Regions from separate parts of the Homo sapiens genome. Here region 1 is linked to region 2. The links are chromatin contacts, found by Hi-C in ENCODE. All regions are on one chromosome and are shown on one strand. Each heading gives the region's core, a stretch centred on a gene start or an enhancer-like site at or near the end of the contact. The rest is flanking DNA. Distances are from core to core; before and after follow the strand shown.

What was found. Hi-C counts contacts between places; a loop is a spot of excess contacts on that map. Pooled maps may share reads with other maps.
Region 1: a loop to region 2 is called in a map with no recorded cell type, with 20 times the contacts of the local background. The contact joins two enhancer-like sites. A Hi-C loop is called at or near these places in 3 of 37 single-sample maps with no recorded cell type and 4 of 50 pooled maps.

What each region holds. Positions count from the first base shown.
Region 1 is chr2:98,458,881-98,463,189 of GRCh38, forward strand. All of the region lies in intron 1 of INPP4A (inositol polyphosphate-4-phosphatase type I A), which reads left to right. Among named protein-coding and RNA genes, the nearest start is that of INPP4A, 16 kb to the left of the region's middle. RefSeq lists an enhancer at 1,841-1,900. Within about 2 kb of position 2,156, at least 13 of the 41 ENCODE cell types and tissues checked have a DNase peak (open chromatin) inside an H3K27ac peak, as active enhancers do.
Region 2 is chr2:96,484,639-96,488,722 of GRCh38, forward strand. No RefSeq gene overlaps it. Among named protein-coding and RNA genes, the nearest start is that of NEURL3, 19 kb to the right of the region's middle. RefSeq lists enhancers at 784-1,476, 1,162-1,811. Within about 2 kb of position 1,538, at least 34 of the 41 ENCODE cell types and tissues checked have a DNase peak (open chromatin) inside an H3K27ac peak, as active enhancers do.

The sequences.
Region 1 (4,309 bases), core at 906-3,405, 2.0 Mb after region 2:
GAGGCGAAGTTCTCAAAGCATGGCTGACTGTGGAAGGTGGCTCTCAGCACACTCTTTGTGGCCCGCTAACACCCGTCAGGATGGTAGCCACCACACGCCCAAAGGCACCCGAAGTGCTTGATTTTGACTGACTTTTACCACATTTGCCACCAGTGTGATTGGAGCATTCATGGAGCACAGAATATGACACCAAGTCAGGATTGCATAGTGCTCAGGCAGAGCTTTGTCCTTCGGAAATGCCGCTCACTCATGAGACAAGATGGATAGTTCAGGTCTGGACTGGCCCAGGAGTGGGAGTGACACTGAGTAGACCTCGGCCAGGGGCTTGCCCCTAAACCAGTGGTCCCTGCACCTGGGAAAATCAGCACTCTGATTGCCTCACCTGGTTTCCCGCCCACTCCTCCCTACCCTGGTTGAGTGGCCTAAGGGAGGGTAGAGTTCAGGGAGCTATTAGGAGGAAGGGGGTCGCTGCTGAGTAGCCAAAAGGAAAAACAACATGAAAGTAAGAAAGTCTACCAGGACACCCTGGAGGGCTGGCGTGCAGAGTGCTGAGGGGGACACCTGTGTCCGTGTTTGGGAGGCCCTCTTACCCTCTCCTCCTTGGTGTGCAACTGGTTAATAGTAATTCCTTGAGGGTCTGGAGAAGTTGCTCAAGTGTTAGATTCTACTTTACTGCATGCTACAGGGGCATTGTGTCCCACAATGGCATTCACAGTGTGAAGATTGCCAGAGTTCTCTATGGACACACCCTGCGAACATCATGGATCTGGGCTGTCATAAGACTTAAGCATCCTTCAGGGCAGGGACAATAGCTTGGTTTTCTTTGTAGGTCCAGAGTGCCCCACTGTGCCTGGCACAAAATAGGCATATAATCAATGTTTGTTGAGTGAACGAATGAATAAAGCTAGTCTGTCCTTGTCAAAGTAGCAAGAAAAGCCTCAGCCTCTCTTGGGAAGACAGCCTGCTTCCCTGAGGTCAAGTTGAGGTTCAGTCTAACTGAGGAGAAGGAGGGGAGACCAGAATCCACTGCACAGCTGCTGCCCCAGTAAGTTCTCAGGGAGAAACCAGAACTGTCAGTTTGCTGAGTCAAAGGCAGAAGCCTGTTCTCAGCAGTGACCTTTTTTATCCTTGGCACACAAGCCCTTTTGTCCAGGTGGCTGGAACCTAGGTCTGCTTCCACTTCTGGGTGAGAAGGTGCCACACCTTTGGGTTTGGTCATCGTGTGTGTGTGTGTGTGTGTGTGTGTGTGTGTATGTTTAAAATTAAAAGTAAAAATTTTCCCCATATACATGTACACATATATGCAAGTGTGGTATTATAGGTGCAAGGGTGCAGAGAAGCCTAGTAGGGTAGGGGCACCCAGGAAAGGTGGCCTCTTCCTCTTGTGGGTTTTGGGGAGCATCACAGGGCCTCAGGGAAGGGTGAGTTATGTGTCATGGAAGGGCAGTGGCTCAACCTGGGGGTCTTCAGAGATAAATGAGGAGGGACTGGGGCAATGCATCAGGAAGGAGGCTCAGGAGAGGCAGGGCCAGATCACCCGGGGGGCTCGAGCCCCTTCAGGCCTTTTGTAAAGTTTGGGAATTCATTCATCCCACACTGGAGGGTGTCAGACTTTTTTAAGACTCTTTCATTCTTTTTGTTTGTGTCATTACTTTAAGTGACAGAAGCAGTTCCATAGTCATTTTCATGGTTTGGGGAGACCCTTTCTTGGATCATAGTAATTCTTACAATAATGCCTGTGCTCTAACCACCAGTTTTAGGGGATTGTGGGCCGCGACTTGGCCTCCTTGTCTCCGCTCTGTGTTGGCTTTACAGTTGTGGATGCTGCGGCTCACCCAGCGCTGTGTGGCAGTGGGTCCTGCTGCAGGATGTCCACAATGCAGACCACAGGGCAGGGTGTCCCTGGCACCCATGGGGTCAGGGGTGAAGCTGTTATCTGTGAAATGACAGAAATGAAACCCAGCATTGGAGAAGAATCGTCTGCGCCCCCTCTAATCCACCTGTGAAACACTGTGCTGAAACACCATGAGGAAGAGGAAGCATTGGGGTGTAAAGAAACCCAGAAATGCTGGTTTCTAGAAATGGTATTAATTGTCTCAGGGGCTCTCCCTACAGTGTGAAATAGCTGGCTGGGCAGCTGCAGCCGGTTCCATCTTCTCCATAGCCACGCCCTTCCCGTGACCTCATGGGGTATCTGCACAGTGGGTGCAGTGCAAAAAGACACAGTCAAGCCTGTGAGCCAGTAGCTGGCGAGGGGGTGGTTTGGTAGTGAGAGATGATTACAGGGACGGGGGTTGGCTCATGGTTCTGCCACACCACCCTCCATCTCTAACTGGGACTCTGACTTGGAATATAGACTTCACTATGCCACATGATGTAGTGACATGGCAGAGGAGGCAAACAGAGTGGAAGGAGACAAGTCAGAGAAGAAGGAAGTGAAGGGCGGAGAGCAAGGGATGCTCATTGCCAAGGCCGTGGCAGTCACTGCCAGCAACAGGTGTGGGCCTAGCTTTGATTCTGTCACCTGCAGGGGTGCCTGCCCCAGAGCAGGGCTCCTTGAAATCTTCCATCCCCTTATTGGCTGTGCACTAATGTCTCTTGGAGAGACTTCTCAAAAACCTCCCTGTACTTAACTTGGTTTGACAAATTTGATAACATTTTATGTTTTAATAGGCAAACATTTTCATGGCTTAAAAATTGTAAAATATAGCAGGATATGTGGTAAAGCCTGTTTCCTACCCTATCCTCTAGCCATCCATGTCCCCTCCCTTAAGACACCAATGCCATGTGCTTGTTGGGTTTTTTTCTGAAGTTATGCTGTGTATATGCCAGCAGGCCTGCATGTGCAGACATGAGACAGTTTTCCACATCCCTGGTGCCATGCTGCGTGCTCGCTGTGTGCCTCTTCTGACGGTTTCACTGGCCCACAAGGAGTTTTGTGTTCCATTGTCCAGCTGCATGCTGGCCTGCTGCCAGGCTGTGCTGCAGATTCTTCAACCAGTGCTCTCTGGATGCCTGTTAGCTTCTTTCCAGCCTGTGCTTCACACTAATACGTTAGTTTTGTGAAGGAAGCTGCACCCCCCTTGCTCTGAGGTCTGGGCCTAGGCTCTGGCTGGATTGAGCATCATTCTAGCTGGAAAAAGAGGGTGGGGTTAGACGACGTGTTTAAGCTTCTGCCCGTTTATTTCAATTATGACCTGGCCTGTAGGGTTTTCTTTGGGAAATGGGCAGTTAATGGTTAGATACTATTTGTAAGGCACATGTCTCTAAAATATTACCTTCTAGTGGCCAGGCGTGGTGGCTCACGCCTATGATCCCAGCACTTTGGAAGGCCAAGGTGGGCGGATCATGAGGTCAGGACATCGAGACCATCCTGGCTAACACAGTGAAACCCCATCTCTACTAAAAATACAAAAAATTAGCTGGGCGTGGTGGCAGGCGCCTGTAGTCCTAGCTACTCAGGAGTCTGAGATAGGAGAATCGCTTGAACCCGGGAGGCAGAGGTTGCAGTGAGCCGAGATCGTGCCACTGCACTTTAGCCTGGGCAACAGATGGAGACTCTGTCTCAAAAATAAATAAATAAATAGATAAAAATAAAATAAAATATTACCTTCTAGTTACACACAGACCTTTTATTTTTTTAATTATTATTGTTTTTTTTTTGAGACAGGGTGTCACTCTGTCAACCAGACTGGAGTGTAGTGGCAGGATCATGGCTCACTGCAGCCTCTGCCTTCCAGGCTCAAGTGATCTTCCCACTTTAGCCTCCTGAGTAGCTGGGACTACAGGTGTATGCCACCATGCCTGGCTAATTTTTAATTTTTTTTTGTGGGTTTGGCTATGTTGCCTAGGCTGGTATTGAACTCCTGGGCTCAAGCAATCCACCTGCCTCAGCTTTTCAAAGTGCTGGGATTACTGGTGTGATCCACCATGTCCAGCCAACACACAGACATTTTATTTTTTATTTATTTTTAATTTTTAATTTTTTAAAATTTTTATTCAAGACAGAATCGTGCTCTGTTGCAATCTTGGCTCACTGCAACCTCCACCTCCCGGGTTCAAGCCATTCTCCTGCCTCAGCCTCCCAAGTGGCTGGGATTACAGGTGTGTGCCATCACATCCGGCTAATTTTTGTATTTTTAGTAGAAACGGGGTTTCACCATGTCGGCCAGGCTGGTCTTGAACTCCTGACCTCAGATGATCTGCCCGCCTCGGCCTCCGAAAGTGCTGGGATTACAGACGTGAGCCACCGCGCCCAGCCCACAGACATTTTAAACTAACCTGTAGCATCCTGAGTGAGGCTTGTCAA
Region 2 (4,084 bases), core at 288-2,787:
CCAATATAATACTTGGTGCTGTGGTTGAATGTCCCCTCCAAAACTCATGTTGAAATTTAATTACCATTGTGAAGACCTTAAGAGATGGGTGATTAGGCCATGAAGCCTCTGCCCTCATGAGTGAAACAATATTGTTATTGCAGGAGTGAGCTAGTCACTGAGGGAATGGGTTCCTGATAAAAGGGTGAAGTTCAGTCCCCATCTTCCCTCCTACCCTCCACCTTCCACCTTGGGATAACTCAATATGAAGGCCCTCGCTAGATGCCAGAGCCATGCCCTTGGACTTCCCAGAGCTATGAACCAAATAAACCCTTTTCTTTATAAATTGCCCAGTCTGTGGTGTTCTAACAGTAAAAAACAAACAAACAAACAAAAAAAGGAATAAGACACTTGGGCTTCTCCTTCCAAGTCCCTGTCAGCCCCAGGACTGCACATACTCCTGGGGGGAGACAGGCAAGGAGCCAAAATGTATTTGATCCTTTAAGTCAGCGGAATCCAAGAGCATTTGAGGGAGTCAGGAGGGGTCCTGAACAGAAAGCCAGGAAGATGTTTAGGGCCAGAAACGGGGATTAGGAAGTGCCCTCCTCTCGTGGTCAGTCTCCATCTCAATCACTGTGTCCAAGTTGGCCCTTTTTTTGTTGAGAACTTTGTGGGGAATGGGGACTGTTCAGGTGATCCGCCTCCATGTCAAGCCATAAATGGCTCAGCTTGAGGCAGAAGGGAGTCTTGGCTGGGATTCAGCGATTCCAGATCTGGTCCCAACCATACCATGGGCTGCTGTGTGGCTGCAGGCAAGTCACACAAAGCCTCTGCGCCTCAGTTTCCTGGCTATAAAATGAGAATGTCACCCCCTGCTGTGCCCCTCGCACTTCACACAGATCTGAGAGAAACAAGCTGGCTGCGCCAGAAAACCACAGAGGCACCACCTCTAGATTCCTGTGGAGATCCTACCACCCATTCCTTCAAAGGAAGGGACTGGGGAGCAGGGCAGCTGGCAGCAGAGGCTAATCTGCTGTGCAGGTCTGTGGAGGAAGGGACCGTGCGCGGTTCTCTTCCCTCTGCCTCCAGGCTTAGGAGTCATCCCCCACACGCGGGACCCCCAGTCCCCACTGTAGACTTCTTCCAAGTGGAATTTCTTCAACAGTTGATCAGCAGGGGGGTCAGGGCGTGCAGTGCAGGGGTGGGGGTGGGGGTTGCGAGAGGAGTGCCATCAGGGAGTAATGCTGGCGAGGCCTCATGAGGACAGCACGCTGGGGCCCTGTGTGCGATGGGCGCCAGGGGCAGGTGACATGGTGGACCCGGTCTCCCCCTTCCCTCTCCAATTGATCTAACAGAAAGCCTGATGTGAAAGTCTGGACGAGGGAATTTTCCCATATCTGCAGGAAAGCCCCGTAGCAGGTCCCTGGAGCCAGCCCGGGCAGGCCTCCGCTTACAGGACGCTAAAGATCCCTGGTTGCAGTTCTACTTTCTTTTTACTGCGTGTATTCTGCCCCTGTGATAATGATTCATTACACGCTTCCTCCATTGTTTTACTCCAGTGACCTCACGTCAAGGGAACCTGTGATCTCAGGCTTCTAGGAAAGCGAAACTTAGCCGCAGCCTGCCTCTCTCCCAGCCTGCCTTACAAGCACTGTGAGTTGCTGGCTGGCCGAGGCCCTGGCAGATCAGACCTCCTGCAGCCCCAGGGATGGCACGGGCACCGCCACTCACGCAGCCGGTAGAGCGCTCCTAGGGCAGGCCCATCTCGCTTCCCTCTCGCCTCTCCCCCCCGCTTTTGCTTGGGCCAATCCGACCTCCTCACCTCCTCGTAGCTCCCCCAGCACACCTTGCCTTTGCCATCTCTGCATGTGCCGCGCCTGCTGTCTGGAAGACCGGCATCCATTCCCCTCTGCCTTCCAAACTCTCCCTGTAGGACCAGCTCAAAAGGCATCTCCTCTTCAGCTGTTCCTGCTGCCAGGGCTAATATCGTCTTCCTCTTTTTTCCCCACTAGCGCTTCTTTGTCTATTTTGGAGAGGTTTTGTTTTGGATAACTTTTTAATTGAGATGTAACTCACATTATCATAATATTCGTCTTTTTTAAATGCACAGTTCAATGGTTTTTAGTATTCTATTCACAAAGTTGTGCAACTATCAGCATAATTAATTTCAGGATATTTTCCTCACCCTAAAAAGAAACTCCGTACCCTTTAGTTGTCACTCCTCATTTCTGCCTCTCCCCAGCCTCTGAAACCCACTAATCTACTTTCTGTTTCTGGATTTGCCTATTGTAGACATTTCATATGGATGGAATCGTGCATATATGGCCTTTGGTGACTAGTTTCCTTCTCTTAGCATAACATTTTCAAGGCTCATCATGATGTAGCCTGAATCAGTATTTCATTCCTTTTTAAGGATCAAATAATATTCATTTCTACCTTGGGGCCATTATGAATAATTCTTCCATCAACATTTGTGTACAAATTGTGTGTGGAAGTGTTTCCAATTCCCTTGGGTATATATGTAGGAGTGGAATCGCTGGCTCATACAGTCCTTCTGTGTTTAAGTTTTTGAGGAGCCACCACTGTTTCCCAAAGCAACTGTTTTTGGCTTTTTAACCAATATGTAAGCTCATTCTCATTGTTAAAAAAAAAAAAAAAAAAGTCCCCACATGCCAGTGAAATGTTCAAGTCCTCCCAATCACATCCCCATCCCAGTCCTTTCCCAGGGTCACTTCTCTTACCCTCCTGGACCCTTTGCCATTCATATACCAACACACACACACATTATTTTATGCATTTTTATATTCATGACATTTACTGTATGCTACATCCTGTATGTCAGAAACATAATGAAAACGTATTCCTTGGGCTGGATGCAGTGGCTCACACCTGTCATCCCAACCTTTGGGAGGCTGAAGTAGGAGGATTGCTTGAGCCCAAGGAGTTCAGGACCAGCCTGAGCAACACAGCAAGATCCTGTCTCTACAAAAAATTTAAAAAATTAGCCAGATGTGGTGGTGCCCACCTGTTGTCCCAGCTACTTGGGAGGCTGAGGTGGGAGGATTGCATGAGCCCAGGAGGCGGAGGCTGTAGTGAGCTATAATCACGCCACTGCACTCCAGTCTGGGTGACAGAGTGAGACCCTAGTTCCAAACAAAATAAAGTAAAAAAATCAAAAAATAAAAACTTATTCCTTGGAACCACAGCACAATGTTCTATAATATGGATAAACCATGGTTGATATAACCACTTTCCTATTGGTAAATATATAAAGTTTGTTTCCAAGTGCTTTCCTGTCATGAGAATTGCTGCCAGGTCATTCTTGCAAGCAGTGAGTGACTTTCTGGAGTAGACACTGGTGGGCGATAGTGTATGAATAGTTTAAATTTTAGTAGATAATGCCTCCAATGTTTTTGTGTAATTGATTTCTTTTTTGTTTGTTTTTGATTTTGTTTTGAACAGGGTCTCACTCTGCCATCCAGGCTGGAGTGCAGTGGCATGATCATAGCTCTCTGCAGCCTCAATCTCCTGGGCTCAGGCAATCCTCCCACCTCAGCCTCCCAAGTAGCTGGGACCACAGGCACAGGCCACCACACCTGGCCAATTTTTTAATTTTTTTGTAGAGATAAGGTCCCCCTATGTTGCCCAGATTGGACTTGAACTCCTGGGCTTAAGTGATCCTCCTGTCTCAGCCTCCCAAAGTGCTGGGATTACAGGCCTGTGCCACCTTGCCCGGCAGTGTAAAAGTTTTCTAACTGAAATGTTGTACCCTTTCACCATTTCACCATCCAACCAAGTTCTATTTTGTTGGTGTCTTGCTGCTGTCTTAATTTGCACTTCCCAGGCTCTTGCAAAGTTTATTCTCATGTTTATTGACCCCATAAGTGATTGGATTGATTTCTCCGTATGTGATCTTGGACACTCACTGTGAGCTATCTGTGCTTTTCTTATTGATTGTAGGAGTAAGTGTTTTGTAAGTTTCAACATCATTCCATTCTGTTATATGTGTTGAAAGTCTCTACTTCCCATCTATTATCTTGCTTCTTAGTTTTATTCATGGTATCTTTTGTCACACATAAGCTTTTAAAAAAATCCTGCGTAATCA